Linked DNA regions of Homo sapiens: region 1 is linked to region 2. Evidence: chromatin loops called from intact Hi-C (ENCODE). Cell type or tissue: CD4-positive, alpha-beta T cell. All regions are shown on one strand. Each heading gives the region's core, and the rest is flanking DNA. Links, peaks and the distances in the headings are about the cores only.

The links. Peaks named below come from ENCODE experiments on the same cell type or tissue, not always from the same donor. Only the 100,000 strongest peaks of a DNase experiment are listed, where the experiment ranks them.
Region 1: it touches region 2 in a loop (2.8-fold over the local background); 2 of 110 quality-filtered maps call a loop at or near these places.

Annotation. Positions count from the first base shown.
Region 1 is chr19:41,885,477-41,889,995 of GRCh38, reverse strand. It overlaps ARHGEF1 (Rho guanine nucleotide exchange factor 1), which reads right to left. Exons shown (of 29, transcript NM_004706.4): 2 at 1,890-1,932; 3 at 1,718-1,804; 4 at 1,131-1,244. The coding sequence starts at 1,913. Among named protein-coding and RNA genes, the nearest start is that of ARHGEF1, 4.6 kb to the right of the region's middle. RefSeq lists enhancers at 2,340-2,389, 2,430-2,489. In CD4-positive, alpha-beta T cell, for the core only: a CTCF peak has its summit at 2,086 (motif pointing right); DNase peaks (open chromatin) are centred at 895, 2,045, 2,425 and 2,905; H3K4me3 peaks cover 3,678 bases; H3K27ac peaks cover 3,807 bases.
Region 2 is chr19:41,546,898-41,551,115 of GRCh38, reverse strand. It overlaps a transcript of CEACAM21 not described here. Among named protein-coding and RNA genes, the nearest start is that of LINC01480, 14 kb to the right of the region's middle. In CD4-positive, alpha-beta T cell, for the core only: no CTCF peak of the experiment used is centred there; a DNase peak (open chromatin) is centred at 1,635; H3K4me3 peaks cover 2,384 bases; H3K27ac peaks cover 2,155 bases.

The DNA.
Region 1 (4,519 bases), core at 297-4,296, 340 kb before region 2:
CCCTGACCCTCTCTAGGCCTCGGTTTCCACATCTGTAAAAGAACATGGTAGTCAGCACGATCCCTGGGCTGATGTCCACAATCTGGTGTTCTAGAAACCCCAAGGCTTGAATAGGGGACTCCCTTGCTCAGAGGGCCAGAGTCTCCGTGCATGTGGTTGTCGGGGGAACCACTCTTCTGGAAAGAGAATGTAGACAGGGGAAAGACTGCAATTTCCTAATTTTCTGCATATCTGATGGTTTGGCGTCCGGATGACCAGCCTCTGGTCTTGCAGCTGACATGTTCTTCTTTCTGCATGCCTCGGGCACTTCTCCCCACTCTATCGGTTTCCTTGTTTTCTGGAGGGGTCCACTATGCATGTCCACATGGTGCAGTGCCCTGGCTGTCCCCAGGCTGTCCTCCTATCCTGTGCTGGGCTGGACGGGGTCTTCTTGGGATGAGACCCTTGTCTACAGATCCCCTGCCAGCCAGCACTGTGGCCTCTCCCTTTCTAAATCACCTGCTGGGTTTTCTAGACTCTGCGGGTGTTTCTGGATGGCACGGTTGTCCATCCACATCTCCCAGGTATCTTCTGCCTCATCCGGAGGCTTCTGGATCCACAATTGTGTGGTCTGCCTTGTGAGCTGTGTGTGGTGGTTTTCTTGTTTCCAGATCAGGGCCTGCTGTGCTCCCTAGACCTGGGATGGCTAACAGCTTCTTTTTCCCAACCATCAACCGTGAATGACTGCGTGCTGGCATCTGCCAAAAAGGCTTTGGAGAGAAGAATTTGGTCCCCTAGAGTTCACGGAAAGGTGCTGCCACAGGCTGATGGGGGCGCTGCCACAGGCACAGAGTGGGATGGGATGTGGTTTCTGCCAGGCTGCTGGACTCTCTGTGGCTCCGCGGGGTCCTGACGTGTGTACCCTGCCCGCTGCGCACTGAGATCTACCCTGGGCACTTGTAAGCCTGTTGAGGTCACGTGGCATGCTTTCTGGCTCTTGTCTAAAGCATTCTCTCTTTCTAGATCTGGCTCTCTGTGTTCTAGATCTGCTTTTCCAGACCCTCCAGGCACTAGCTCGCTGGTTTAATTCGCTAAAAGCTGTGCCTGTCCCAGCCCCACCCCTCCCTGTGCCCACCCAGCCCTGCCCTCACCAGGGGTCCTGGCTCAAACTGCAGGGCCACGTGCTGCAGGAGGGCCATGAGGTGGGCTGGGCGCCGCTTCACCTGCTCCAGGCTCTGGAACTGGCTGTTTTGCTCTTCTGAGTTCTGGGGGTGCAGGAAGGGGTGAGTACAATGGGGAGAAGAGGAGGGGCCTTAGGGTTGACCCTACCCATTCCTGGCACTTCACAAGGGATCCAAGCCAGGGTTAGCTCCTGGGAAGTGGGGAGTGGTGACAGTGTCCAAAAAATGATGGTGACAGCAAGGGCAGGTGTTCAGGGAGAATGGATGAGACTTAATATTATAATGGTGGATGATGAGGACAGAAATTAGGAGAGAAGAAATTGGGGTCCATGCTGGGGGAGGAGAGAGCAACGATAAGAAATGGGGTTAAGAGTAAGAAGGGTGGGCGTCTATGCTGCTGTGTGGGGTCGGCGAGGTGAGGAAGGAGGTACCAGGGAGATGAGAGGATGAGACAGACCGTGGGAAAAGGCCAAGAAGACAGCATCTGCAGGTGGGAGGGGACCTGGGGCGGGACACTGAGCCTGGGACAGAGCTTTTCCACCCTATCTCCCACTCACTGTCTCCAGCTCGTTCTCAAAATCCTCATCCTCAGCCCCGATGATGCTGACGGGAACCAGGCCAGGCCGGGAGGGGCCTGGGGAGGCCTGTGGAAAGGGAGGGCAGCTTCAGTCCACAGGACTCTCCACCCACAGCCCCAGAGTCGCCTCACCCCTTGCTCTGTCCACTCACCGCCCCTCGGGCGAAGTCTTCCATCTCCCTGGGCTCTGCAGGGCTGGAGGAAGAGGAGGGGCTGTGGTTAGGAGGGTGGGAGGAGGCGGCCCAGGGTGGTTACTCACAGATTCCTGGCCCAGGTGTGAAGGTGAGTAAACAGCCTCCCCCATCCCAGCCTCCGCAGCTCAATGGGGCCTCTGTGTGGCCACAAAGAGCCCTTCAGAGACCCGCCAGGGGGCGGGAGCCCAGGGACGGGAGCCTTGCGGGGGCAGGCGTTGGAGGCTCAGGAGCCTGGGTCCATGGGAAGGCTGAGTCTGACAGCCTGCAATCTGGGGTCCCTAATGCCCTAATGGAAGAGGGGGCTGGGGGCCTGGACTCCCAGGTTGGAGGGACCAGGGGCCTGGGGGCTAATTCCTGAGGGCACAGCCCAGAGGCAAGAGGGGATGGGAGGGTTAGAGGAGAGGCGGGAGAGAAGTGGGGTGCAGGGGTCTCCTCTGGTCTGTGACAGGCCTGGGACAGGATGTTGCCTTGGAACCCACCAGCCCCACTTCCTGTGACAGGAAGTCACAATGGCAAACCCCCAACCCCCAACTCTCCACATAAGAAAACAAAACTCAGAACCCTCCTCCCTCAGGGACTGGGAGTCCCCAAACCCAGAAGTTCTTCTTTCCCCCAGGGACCTCATCTCTTCCCAGGCTTCCAGTCCCAGAAACCAAGTGATGGGGCCTCAGACAGCCCATCTCCAAGGTGCGTCTGTCCCCTCCACCCTACGTGCGCCTTGGTCTGTCCGCAGCCAGCTCTCCTTGGCTGTCTGTCCCTTGAATCTGTCTCATGTCTTGGTCTCTTTTCACCCTGTTTCCTGATTTTTCTCTTTCCCTTCCTCCAGAACTGTCTCATTTTCCCCACCATCCCTGCCTCTCCTCCCTCCATCTCTCCCTCTCAGCGGTGACACCCCCTTCCTGCTTCTGTAGCTCCGTCTGTCCTGTCCCTGTCTCTGTGCCTCTGTCCTCCCACATCTGGTTTCTGCAGCCACCATCCTCACACCTCTCTGAGTCACAGTCTCATGTGCTGTCTCTCATCTCTCCATCCCTTTTTCTCCCCCATCTCTTGCTGTCTCTCCCATCTTTGTCTCTCCTTGAGTCTCCACTTCTCTCTGAGTCTTTCCACCGACATCTTCTGTGTCCTTAATTAGTCTGACTAATGCCACGGAGCCCGTGTCAGGTGGGAAGGAGCTGTGGAAAGAGGGGTGGGGTGGACCAGCGGCGGGGCTCCCCACAGCCCAAAGCTATTTATAACCCAAGCCAGCAGAGACCCGCCCTTCTCCTGCTTTATGGGCCTCCTCCCTAGCTCCCCAGTAAATGGTAACCAGGATTTTGATGATTAAACAATGATGCTTTCTGGAGTGTCCAAATGCCACCCTGTGGGTCCACCTGGGGAAGGCATCATTTTTATTATTTCCCACAAAGTGTATTGTCCAATATCTAAGCTTGGGCAATTCAAGATTCAAGTACTGTTAAACATTCACTTTAATAAATTTGCAAACTGGCCAGGTGAGGTGGTTCATGCCTGTAACCCCAGCACTTTGGGAGGCCAAGGTGGGAAGATCGCTTGAGCTCAGGAGTTTGAGACCAGCCTGGGGAACACAGTGAGACCCTGTCTCACTATGAAACATGACCACGGACGTGGAGGGTGCATGCTCATCCCACTCAGAGGTAGAAACGCTCAACTGAGGCAGGGAAATTTTAAAAAGGCAAAGGAGGGGATACTCATTATCTTTGCAAGTGCTTGGTGCCAGGTCTGGAACTGTGCACTTGCCAAGTTCTTATCTCCTTATTCCTTATCACAATAATAATGAAATGACAGCTGACACAAAAGAGACACTTAGTATGTGCCAGGCATGGCATCGCTGGTTGACAGGTAATAACTCATTTAATCCTCTCGGTGACTCCAAGAGATCATTATTATTCTCACCTCCATTTAACAAAGAAGGAAACTGAGGCACAGCTCATAAGAGGCAGAACCAGGACTCAGACCTGGGCAGTTGGGCTACAGAGTTTACGCATTTAAAATAAACTGCATTTGGTGGACACAGTGGCTCACACCTGTAATCCCAGCACTTTGGGAGACCAAGGCAGGTGGATCACTTGAGCTCAGGAGTTCGAGACCAGCCTGGCTAACATGGTGAAACCCCCATCTCTACAAAAGATAGCCAGGTGTGGTGGTTCATGCCTGTAGTCATAGCTACTTGGGAGGCTAAGATGAGAGGATCGCCTGAGCCCAGGAGGCAGAGGTTGCAGTGAGCCAAAATTGTGCCACTGCCCTCCAGCCTGGGCGACAGAGTGAGACCTTGTCTTAAAATAAAATAGGCTAGGCACGGTGGCTCTCGCCTGTAATCCCAGCACTTTGGGAGACCAAGGCGGGCGGATCACGAAGTCAAGAGATCGACACCATCCTGGCCAACATAGTGAAACCCTGTCTCTACTAAAAATACCAAAATTAGCTGGGCGTGGTGGCACGAGCCTGTAGTCCCAGCTACTCGGGAGGCTGAGGCAGGAGAATCGCTTGAATCCGGGAGGCGGAGGTTGCAGTGAGCTGAGATCGCGCCACTGCACTCCAGCCTGGTAACAGAAGTGAGACTTCGTCTCAAA
Region 2 (4,218 bases), core at 1-4,000:
ACAATATTTTATTTATCAAAAGACACTTGTCTTTCTCAGGTAAGTGAAGGTCTAGAGATGAAACGAGTCCCGATGTAAATTGCCCCATGGGCATTGCTGAGATCACAAGATCATCACTGCAGCATGCAGCACAATAGTAAATTTCTCAGGATGGAAGTTCAACAATCCAAAAGGTAGTATTTTTTTTCATGATGCTCAGTCCATCATACGAAATAAAAATAAATTCCTTTTCATGATCATCCATTCAGTAGAAAAAATGATAGTAAATTTGTTCTCATGAAGATTTTTACCGTAACATATAGGATTTATCGTTATTATTATTATTCTTTGTTTTTTGTTTTTTTGAAGCGGAGTCTCACTCTGTTACCCAGTCTGGAGTGCAGTCGTGCGATCTGGGCACACTATTAACCTCCACCTCCAGGGTTCAAGCATTTCTCCTGCCTCAGCTTCCCGAGTAGCTGGGATTACAGGCATGCGCCACCACACCCGGCTAATTTTCGTATTTTTACTAGAGATGGGGTTTCACCGCATTGGTCGAGCTGGATTTGAGCTCCGGACCTCGGGTCATCCGCCCATCTCAGCCTCCCAAAGTGCTGGGATTACAGGCGTGAGCCACCGCGCCCGGCCTCAATTTATCATTATTCACGCATCCACAAACTGGGTTCTTATATTTTGTACGTGATTTTTTCCATTGAGGAGAGATATCTGTGCATATTCATGCTGCTCATATTTCATCCACAAACTCGGTTCATATTTCATCCACAAACATAATTTTTTCCGTTGAGAAGAGATACTTGTACATATTTATGCTGTTCAAATTCACATTTCATCATTCTTTTACAAGAAATAGATAATGTATTTTAAGGTTTTCCAGTGGTATTACAGATATTTTACTGGGTGTATAGATAGAAATTAAACCAAACTTCTTTGTTCTGGCCGCCAGTCATGCATCCTGTTTTCAACATAGTTCACATACAACTGGTTGTGTAAAAATGAAATTATTTTGTTTAGTACAATCATCAACAGTTGGTTGATTAGATTTTTAATTATCAAGTTAATCATTGTCATTATGCTTCTCATCGCACTCGTCATTAATTGCTGTGGGAGGAAATTTGTTATGTTCCCTATGAGAGGGTGTATCACAAATTCAAATAAGAATTCAACGACAATGGACTGTATAAAGGAAATAAGCAAGTCCATGGAAAACATATTTTTTTCCGGAAAGGATTAAAATATTTTTAAAAAGGAATTAAAAAAAAATTGGGCACGGTGGCAAATGCCTAGAGTCCCAGCTGCTCAGGAGATGGAGACAGAAGGATTGCTTGAGCCCAGGAATAAGTTGGAGGCTGTAGTGAACAGTGATTCCACCACTGTACTCCAGCCAGGGCAATAGAGGGAAACCCTCTTTCTAAAAAGACAAAAAGAAACAAAACAAAACAAAAAAACACCACATCAAAAAACCCAACAACAAAATGAAAAACCAAATAACAGCAATACAATTGGAGCTATTCGATCCAAAGAAGTAAATGAAACATAAAGCAAATAAAAGAGAAAAGCTAATACCTGTGTCCTGCAGGACTCAGTCCAAGTTCTGCTCTGACTCCCTCCTGGTGAGCCACCCCTTAAAAAGTCACTTGGGGCGGGGTTACTTTGACAGACAGTCTTCTGTCAAAGAGGGAGGCGGTAAATAGCACTTTTTTTTTTTTAATTTAACGCCTTTCCAACAAATTAGCGGCTATGTTGTCTAAGAGTGCAAATGTCAGAGGTGGGTACAGGCAGCAAGACCCTCCCCACAGGGGCAGCAGAAGGAGGAATGACTAAGGGAACAAGACTTTAGTGTGCTCAACTACACAGGACAGGAAACAGATGCTTTTTACAAAAGCTGGTGGACTTGAAGGCAGAATATTTTCAAGTTCCTGTAACTGCGAACTATGACCTGTAGCCTGTGAGAGTGACTTTCTGTGGCAAAGGAGCTTTTGTGAATGTGAGGAAGTTAATTATCTTAACAGTGGGAGGTTCTCCCGGCTTATCTAGCTAGACCCTCGTGAAATCCCAAGTGTCCTTAGGAAGGGGAAGCAGAGAGAGATTTGAGTCCAGAAGAGGAAGAAGGTGATGTGAGGCCCAGTAGGGGAACAAAGGGCGATGGCATGTAAACACTTAGCCCCCAGAAGTGGGAGAGGGCTGGGGTTCATCACACCAGAATCCCTAACAATCAGCCTTATTTTAATTACCCTTGAAATGGAAGGAGGCCTTAGAGAGCCAGAGGCTTGGAGGGGCACCCTCTGCTGCATACACAGATCCCAACTGCTGTGGGCTCCAAATAATTGCACCAGGGAAATCACAAATTATCAAAAATAAAGGATGTAAAGCTTTTAAAAAATATTAAAAGCCCAACAAATAAAAAAAGTTCTAAATCTATAAAATTGACCTCAGTCTGTATATTTAGATGAGTCATGTGTATATAGCGTTTCACTTCAAAATATATGATAAATCTCTCATTCATTGGCTTAAAAATAAACACTTCAATCAAGTCTTTATCAGAAAAATTGAAACGTTAACTCAATTGCCTTTTAGTTCATGTGACTTTACAAAACTTAAAACAATAAAGTCAGTTTTAAAAATTATTAGTAAAGTAAAAGAAAAATATCTTCACAATGTAGACATTTTGTCCACATGAGACATGTGAAATATTGCCATTACTAAATATTTGCAGGTCAAAAACTGTTTCCAAAACATTTTAAATAATCATCTGGCCTGTCTGTTTTAGAGCATTCAATTCTAGCTGAGGTCTGGGGACATGTGAAAGGAGCCACGGCCCGACTCCGTGCTGGGAAGAGTCAGACATTTTCCACAGCTCTGTCCTTTGCTGTGGGCTCTGCAACTCCTACCAATTAAAATTGCTTACGTTTTTGTTTTATTTTTACTAAAGAGGGGTTCCTAAAAGCTAACATTATACTGAGTATATGTAACTAAAACTACTAAGAAAACAATTTCACAATTATACAAATGTGCCAAGTAAATGAAAAAATAAACTGTATTTTAATAAAGGTTATAAAAAGAAAAACATATAGTGGTGTGAGGACTGTCTCAGGTCTTCACTGAGCAAGGGATCATGACATTCTATGGCGGACAGCTGACCTTGGCTTTCTGCTCCTCTTGATTATGTCTACTAAGTGACATACTTACTCTTTTTCCACCTGTCTTGCCTCTAAGGGTAACAGGTTTTATGAGATCCCTCCTAGTGCTTTGCAGGTCAGCCTCCCTTTGCTGCATTCCAATTTTACTGCCTATACCCTCCAGCTGGCTTTTGATGACAAAAGTCCTGGTCCCAGCCATTCTCAGATTCTGTCATCCCCGTGGGCACTATGGAGCTCAGCACTATGGGAGGTTCCCCAAAAATCTCGTTTTCTATGAGGAATGGCCACCACCTGCATCTCAGTGATGCTAGTGACCCCTTTCCTACTCCTGTGCTCACTGGTCCTCATGAAGATCCTGGTTGGTCTGTAGCCCCCTATTTTTCCTATTAAAGAGAAATTACAGTAAGACCAATTTGTGTGCAAAATCAATTTTAGGCTTATTACACTTGGCCTGATAATTTGCATAAAATGCAGCAAGAATTCATCGGCCATATAGGCTACTTTTGAGTTAATTTTCCTGGGTTTTTACCTAAAAATATACTATTTTGGTTAGAGTCTTGTGAAAATAACCAATGTGTTCAATTGTTTTATTTTAAAAGGCTCTTACTGAACACTATAAATATGTATAAGTTGAATATACAAACTATATTGTCATAAAATCACAACCCAAAATGTGGAGAACGCAGAGGGAAAGGTAAATTTGCTCGCAAAAACATACTTCACCCAAATAACTGGAAAAAAAAAAAGACTTTCATGACCCTTCTTTAACCAGAGCAGCAGCTTTCAAACAAGATGTTTGCCTTGGAAATGCCATTCACAAGCCAAACGGCCCTTGAGAGCTGTCTGTCAGGCACTGTAGAATCTAGCAGCTCCTCACAGAGTTAGAAATAGTTTCAGGAAAGAGATTCCCTGCTTTTAGTAACTGCACTTTATATTCCCAGATAGCGAGATTGTATGTAAACCATTTTTATCTTATTCTGGAACTCTTTTGGGTACTTTTTTTTTTTTTTTAAATGATGGAGTCTGGCTCTGTTGCTCAGGCTGGGGTGTAGTGGTGCGATTTCAGGGTATGAGAAAATGC